Linked DNA regions of Mus musculus: regions 1 and 3 are each linked to region 2. The links are chromatin loops, found by intact Hi-C in ENCODE. Cell type or tissue: left cerebral cortex. All regions are shown on one strand.

What was found. Hi-C counts contacts between places; a loop is a spot of excess contacts. Peaks named below come from ENCODE experiments on the same cell type or tissue, not always from the same donor. Only the 100,000 strongest peaks of a DNase experiment are listed, where the experiment ranks them.
Region 1: a loop joins it to region 2, with 3 times the contacts of the local background. A loop is called at or near these places in 23 of 42 quality-filtered maps.
Region 3: it touches region 2 in a loop (2.3-fold over the local background); 11 of 42 quality-filtered maps call a loop at or near these places.

The regions. Positions count from the first base shown.
Region 1 is chr16:29,559,501-29,562,000 of GRCm38, reverse strand. No RefSeq gene overlaps it. Among named protein-coding and RNA genes, the nearest start is that of Opa1, 19 kb to the left of the region's middle. In left cerebral cortex, a CTCF peak has its summit at 944 (motif pointing right); DNase peaks (open chromatin) are centred at 975 and 1,402; H3K4me3 peaks cover 434 bases.
Region 2 is chr16:29,455,315-29,457,814 of GRCm38, reverse strand. It overlaps Atp13a4 (ATPase type 13A4), which reads left to right. Exons shown (of 30, transcript NM_001164612.1): 10 at 1,097-1,267; 11 at 2,291-2,448. Among named protein-coding and RNA genes, the nearest start is that of Atp13a5, 78 kb to the right of the region's middle. In left cerebral cortex, no CTCF peak of the experiment used is centred here; DNase peaks (open chromatin) are centred at 784 and 989; H3K27ac peaks cover 210 bases.
Region 3 is chr16:29,538,565-29,541,064 of GRCm38, reverse strand. The region is part of intron 1 of Atp13a4 (ATPase type 13A4); the gene reads left to right. Among named protein-coding and RNA genes, the nearest start is that of Atp13a4, 1.7 kb to the left of the region's middle. In left cerebral cortex, no CTCF peak of the experiment used is centred here; a DNase peak (open chromatin) is centred at 1,354; H3K4me3 peaks cover 795 bases; H3K27ac peaks cover 643 bases.

The DNA.
Region 1 (2,500 bases), 100 kb before region 2:
ACTGTTTTCTGGGATTTTGTTGGTTTGTCCCTTTTTTCTTTTTAAACTTTTTACTGGTGTGTCGTCCTCAATGTTGTTCAAATTACTGAAGAACCTAGGAAGGTTGTTTCTGCTATTGATGGATAGTATGCTGCTATGGCTGGTCTTTTAAAAAAGATTTTATTTATTTTATGTACATGAGTACACTGTCTCTGTCTTCAGACACAGCAGAAGAAGGCCTCAGATTCTGTTATAGACAGTTGTAAGCCAACATGTGGATGCTGGGAATTGAACTCAGGATGCCTGGAAGAGCAGTCCGTGCTCTTAACCCCTGAGCCATCTCTCCAGCCTGGATGGTCTTTTATATAAATGTATACATATGCATACTACTTGAAGTTTTGGAAACTGTAGTTGTGCTGTCAACTCTGGAAAAAAGTATCCCTGTTTCAGGTCTTGAGCTAATATTGTACAGAAAGTAGCATCTACATAAGTCTAAACATTAAATGTAGTCTCCTCCCATTTTCACAAGATTGACCCTTTAAATATATAAGGTCATATCTATGTGGGTATGCATACAGAAACCAATAAAGTTTTCTGTAAATCATGAAGGAGAAGAAAACACAAATGTCATAGGACACACCTTTTCTGTTCCCATATTTTATGGAAATTTCAAGAGGTAGAAATTTTTTTTAAAAGACAGATACACAATCAACGTCAAGTTTGCTGACATTGTCAAATTGTTCTGTGGAGCCAGGGTACCTCACTGCCAAAATCCCTTTTGTGCATAGACGTGTGCCTAGTCTGGCTTCTTTAGAAACCACTCATGAAAATAAGGTTCCTGCATAGAACAAACTGCAGTGTGGTCCCAGCAGACCACAGGTTCCGAGTATATATTGAAAAAAAAAATTTTTTTTTTAAAGGAAGTCTATGGGAAGTTTAGTCACAAAATGTAGATGGAGCATTATGCCACTAGGGGGCGAAGTTATCTCAGTAAACCGTTGGCTAAAAAACCCGAGTCTTTAAGGCAAATCTAAACCTATGTGCTCACATTGGCACCAGTCTGGTTGTTTTAACGAGTTATACTGTAGTTACTGTAACGGTGCATCCTATCCATGAGGCATTTAGCTAAACTTGTTGTTTAATAATTAATAAGAATAGTTTTAGTCTTTCTAAAAAGAAGTGATAAAGATAGTTCAGAGTGTTCCTGTGGACTCCCAGTCTGTCCTGTTGCTATCTTATAGCACGGTCAGCACCAGTAACGAGCCAGTCCTGATAAGGTAATACTAACTAAACGCCTCTATCTGTTTGGCCTTTGAAAGCGAATGCCCGTCCAGCTGACCGCAGCACACTGCCTTGCTGTGCTTTTCCTTTGGCCCCAGGCAAACTGTAACATTTTCTCAGCTCCTCTGTGTTCCTGCCGATCTTGGTGACTTCGATTGGATACTTCACACACTAGCGTTCGGTTTGCATTTGCCTGACTTGCACAGCATTCTGGGATTTGGAGCACAGATCATCAAAGAACAAAGGGCTATTCTTTCTGACTTATCTGCATGACATAACAGTTTTGACTTCTAACCTTGATCGCTTCGCTGAGAAACTCTTGGCAGGCTTCTCCACCGACCTATATTTTATACTGTTTGGGAGAGAGTCACTATGTACAGATCACAGGAAGAAATAGAGTTGTGCTGTCCTTGAAGGGGCACCACCTGGCTTATCTGGAGCTCCTCTGGATGGATTTATCCACTCTCGTCACCTGTTTATGTGCAGTATTATTGACATCAGCATGGACTTATGGGCATATTTTATGCTTTGCTTTTTCAGCTGTGTCTGGCAAAGTTTCGTTCATTTTTAGTGCTAAGAGCTACCACAGCAGAGAGTTCCTACATGGCTGCCACTGTGCTAAGCAGTCTGTATATCATATATAACATCTCATTTCATTCATCAACTATTCCGAGGGGAGACATATCCTTTTGTGTAACCTTCCTAGTGCCGAAACCCTTTAACAAAGTTCCTCATGTTGGGGTGACTCTCAAAATCAATTTTTTTCCTTGCTACTACACAACTGCTTTTGCTACAGTTATGAAGCATAATGTAAATATCTGATATGCAGAATACACGCTATGCGATCCTTGAAGAAAGGTCATTTGATCCCCAGAGGGGTCGTGACCCACAGGTTGAGAACCCCTGCTGTAGTTCCAAGGAAAAAGCTTGCAGCTGATAGAGGTGAGCTGATTCCTTGGGCCATGCTGGTGCTAACTAACCAGGATACAAGCACTATCTAGCTTAAGTTCAAAGCCTGCACATCTCATGGTCTTTGTTAGAGACCAGGACGTGCAGCCAGTGTGAGTGGGGTTGGGGTGGAGGATGGTAAGATTTGCATAGCTGAAGACTGGTTGCTTGAGGCCTGGAACCCAACCCTTTCTCCTTGCACTTTCTTCACTAACAACTTATTAACTTACTATTTCCGTTTGTCAGATATAAACGGTTCCAAGATCAATAGAAATTGTATTGATATCTTGAT
Region 2 (2,500 bases):
CTCCTCCTCCTCCTCCTCCTCCTCCTCCTCCTCCTCCTCCTCCTCCTCCTCCTCCTCCTCCTTCTTCTTCTTCTCTCTCTCTCTCTCTCTCTCTCTCTCTCTCTCTCTCTCTCTCTCTCTCTCTCTCTCTCTCTCCCCCCACCCTGGCTTTAATTACCGCATACAAGCTGGTGATCTCTGACCAAATGTCCTAATTGAAGGCCTCATACAATCACCAGGTCCTAATAGTTATCCACCGTGCACAGGCCTTTCAATGTGGTTCTTCCACAGTGAGCTCCAGTCCACAGCGACCCGAAGGCAACTTCTGATCTTCTTAGAATCCTTACTTTATTTCATTACTGTGGCCTGCCCTCTGCTCAGGCTCCAAGCCAGGGACCAGGAAGCTGTTTTGGGTTTCTCCTCTACTTTGTGATTGGCTGGTACAAAACTCCCTTGACTTTTGTATCATCTTAACCTTCCTATTCCTTGAACACCCTCTCTACTGCCACTTGATCTGCTTTATTTCCAGTCTCATCACCTTCAGCTATGACTTTTGTTGTCACTTCCCAGCTAGCCATCCACCTACTACCTTCACGAGACTTTAACTCATTTCTTGTATCCTGGGCAGAGAATTTTGTCTTACAAGTAACTGTAATTATTCTAGAAACTGAAGCAGCTAACCATCTCCCTGACACCTGATACCAGGGCCTACAGAAAAAAATTAAACATTTAGCTGCATCACACTTGGGTTCTCTATGATGGAGCATCTGCCTAGGCCTTATGGCTTCGCTCTCCCTACATCCCACACTCTACAACTACACAGCTTGCTCTTTTATAAATGTCTTTCTCCAACCTACTTGAATGTCTATGTTTAACCTAAAATAATATAGTATTTATAATATGACATTTTACATATTTGGTTACATGTTGCTCTCCCCTTCTGAAATACAGAGCTCTCCACAACCAGCACCTTTGCTTGTCTTGTTCCCAATGCCTAGGCTGCTTTGCGGTCATAGTAGGTTCCTGCTGATGTTCTGTGACACATGAGAGTGTAGGAGTGATTTGCACAGGAAAGGCACTCCACCCCACAAAGTAAGATTGATTTTTTTTCCTACAGGAGAAAGCATTCCTGTCACTAAAACTCCACTATCCCAGACAGCTAGTTCTGTGCCCTGGAAGATGCAGTCTGAAGCAGATCCCAGGCGGCATGTTCTCTTCTGTGGTACGGAGGTGATCCAGGCCAAGGCAGCTGGCTCTGGGGCTGTAAGAGCCGTGGTCCTGCAGACAGGTGAGCATCTTCTGGGTAGGTCGTTTGTAATGATGCCTGCCCACTTAGTGTGCCCATTACCTTAAATGTATTGGGCCAGGATCAACCATTGGATAGCACCACAAATACATGTAAGTCTGTGTATTTTAAATGTTGACTTGCTGATTGACGGTGGCCTGTGCATCTCAGTAAATATAGCGGCACATATTGCAATAACCACTGTTTATGTGCTTTGCAGTTTATAAACTCTTTCTGGAGACTGAGCCAGCAGTAAAGATGCTTATTGCCTCCCCCACCCCCATTGTGTACACAAAGAGTCTGAAACTACATAAGCCAAGTGGACAGTTGCAGAATGATAAGCTAATACCTGAGAAAGCTGGGCCAGAAACTCAGCATTTCTGAGCAGAATCCCAAGTTCATTCCATGTAGGAAGGATGAAACTAAAAACGTAGTAGTAAAAGCTATTAGAAAAATGAGTGCATCAGTTTTTACCGGGCCTCTTCATTTTACTCCAGCAAAGGATCCTATATGTGTGTGAGAGCACATTCACCAGCCACGTCTTTAAAAGTAACTTGTGCTCTGCCCGGAGTATGGCTCCCATCTCTGGTATGCACTGAACCTGGAAGTAGAGGGGGAAGAAAGCCAGGGAGAGTACTAGGCTCTGAGGAAGGTGATGCTATTCCTGTCTACCCTGATGCACTGTTCTAGTTATCTAACATTGTGTTTAGGTTTAAGATTCAGGTTTAGACTCTTGAGAGTGGTGGTTCTCAACCTTTCTAATGCTACGGCCACTTAATACAGTTCCTCACGTTGTGGTGACCTCCCAACCATAAAGTTATTTCACTGCTAATTTATAACTGTAATTTTGCTACTGTTAAGAATTGTAATGTCAAGACTTCTGGAGACAGAGGTTTGCCAAAAGAGATTGTGACCCACAGGTTGAGAAACACTGCTCTAGCAAAAACCAAGGCAATGTAGATGTTTAGCTTACCAGCAGTAAGGTTTGTTATCCTGAAAGTGTGGGACATCTGTTTGTTATTTCAGGATTCAACACTGCAAAGGGGGACCTCGTGAGATCCATCCTGTACCCGAAGCCCATGAACTTCAAGCTCTACAGGGATGCCATCAGGTTTCTCCTTTGCCTTGTAGGGACAGCCACCATTGGCATGGTCTATACTCTGTGTGTCTATGTGCTCAGTGGGGTAAGCTGCCTTTGTATTCTTACACACACACATACAGACAGACAGACACACA
Region 3 (2,500 bases), 83 kb before region 2:
CACATTGTATTCATTTTCATCAAGATTGTTTTCATTGGAAGTAAGACAGAAGGGGAGAGGAACACAGAGTTGTCTGGTGATTAAGTTTTGAGTCTCTGACTGTATGGGAAGTTATGTCCATAACTCCCATTTCAACAGGTCTGTGAGAAGACTAGAGTTTTCTCTGGGTGGAAGAACTGAACGCGAAAGTCAAGGCAGCTGCATGCTGGGTCTTTGCTTCTCACAATCTTGTTGGGACTGCTCAGAAGGGAAGACACATAACACAAATATTAACAATTATCAGCCTCCACTCATTTCATTTCATCAAAAGAGTCACTGCTGTAGGGACTGGTTGCAGAAAACTGCGAGCTTCATCATCTGTTTCATTTGAGACGTTCCCCGGAATCTTGAGCTCTGTAAGAAAACCAAAGATGAGTCTGTTCTTGGTGAATCCAAAGTGATATTTCTCAATTACAATGTAATCAAGAGAGAGTCAGAGATGTGCAGTTCTGTGTAATAAGGTCTTTGTGCTAATTGTGTAAGCATAGCCTTATGCCAGTAATGATGCAATTAAAATGTGAGAGTGTGAAGCTCTCTCTATAATAGCATTTTACCTTCCTCGAATTAATATACAAATAACAAACCCGAAAGATATTTACTTGAAATGTTTTCTTGGTTAATTGCTCAAGTCCTGACTATTAAATTCTTTGTTCTAAAACTGGTCTTTCAAGTTTAATCTGCTTACCTGTTTCTATAGCAACAACTTTTTTTTTTTCTTTTTGACATTCTGGAATAGATCCCATCTATCAAAGCTCTGGAAAAAAATATTATAAAGGACTAATGGGTGCCTTAATTCAGCTGGCTTTCTTAACCTTGTCTTTCCTTCTTTCAGATGTAACTATCAATAACAGTTGCTTTCAAGACTCTAACCAAATGTCACCACAAATGACTTCCTGGCCTCATGTTGACTCATGCTTCCTAAGTATTTCCTTGAGAGACTGAAGTTGGGTCCTAATGTTGAATGCATTTACCAGAAGGCAGGGACTTCTTGCATGCTCTCTTCCTTTCTCATTTGTAATCACATACTTTCCCCTCTCTCTTCATCTTATCTGAAATACCATTATGAGTCTCCTATATTCTTGAAGGCTTGCTCCCTCCTCCCTAGCCTAATGAATGCTCTAGGTGAGGCAGTCTTGCTACTATACTAGTTCATCTTTGTTACAGAACCACCAACGACATCAGGGGTCAGCCCGGTTTTGTATTCAGCTGGAGGCTCAGTTGAGTGCCTTGGATGGGGAAGGGACAGATTTGACTCACCAAATCTGAGTAGGCTCAGCAGAGGTGCAGCATTAGTATTCGCTCCTTGTCCTGTTACGACGACTGCTGAATCCTGGCTACCTGCCTGGTACTGCACTGTGTTTCTTGCTACACTGGTCCTCTCTTGTGGTGGTAAACTTCAAAAGTTGTGTATCATATCTATCTGTCTGTTTATCTATCTATCTACCTATCTACCTATCTACCTATCTATCTATCTATCTATCTATCTATCTATCTATCTATCTATCTATCTATCTATCTATCATTTATTTTTGTTTTGCGTGATGGTATACAATGTGTTTTCATGGTTATTTAGTTTCCACCATAGCCCGGTGGGGTTGATGAGGAGAGGCATTTCCAAGGCACTTATCCAAGGTTGCCGCAGTCTAAGAGCTGGAGCATCGCATATGTTAGGCTAAGTAGGTTGACCTGTGTCTCTGTGTCTGAAAGCTGTCCACTGATGCCTTTTTCTTACTGGGGACACTATATTTTTAATAGAACATATTTCTTCTCCTAAGAAAGTAAGGCTAAGGAGAATGTCTGATCTTAGCTCCCCTAAGGTTTGCTGTTTTATAGATTTTACATTTATTTGCTTAGTAGATTTGTCTCCTCTGACTTGTAAGCTAATCCCTTTTAGAAAGCTAACGTTGTCTAAAAATGTGACATACCAAAGTGTTTGCAGATTCTTTGTAACACCACAAATGTGGGTATTTCCAACTGTAATTCTTCTAATGATAGAAATGGCTTCAAATTTCAATACAAACTTAACAATCTGGGATTTAGCTCTCATATAAAAGAACTGAGAATGGCTAGAATTATCTTTCAGTCTAGAACTGAAGAAGCAGGAGCTATAGAGCAATTGTAGGTTACCTGAATATTGCCATCAAGCAAAAATAAGACACCGAAGGAAGGAAAACCCTGCCAGAGGATAAGAAAGTGTCCATTAGAGAAAGCTTAACCAGACACTGCTAGAAAGGCCTCCAACGGGGTCTAGAGTTCCTGCTCTGGCCTTGGACTAGCCACTTGTCTGTTCAAGCCTCAGTTTCCTTATCTATAAAAAAGGAGTGGTCCTTTCTAGCCTATCTGTCTCACGGGGTTCTAGGAGGACTAACTGAGAGCATCAATGTGGAAATGTTTTGAGCAGGAATGATTTTGGGGGCTCATGAGCTGTTACTGTTAAACAAAGGTAGGAGCCTTACACCAC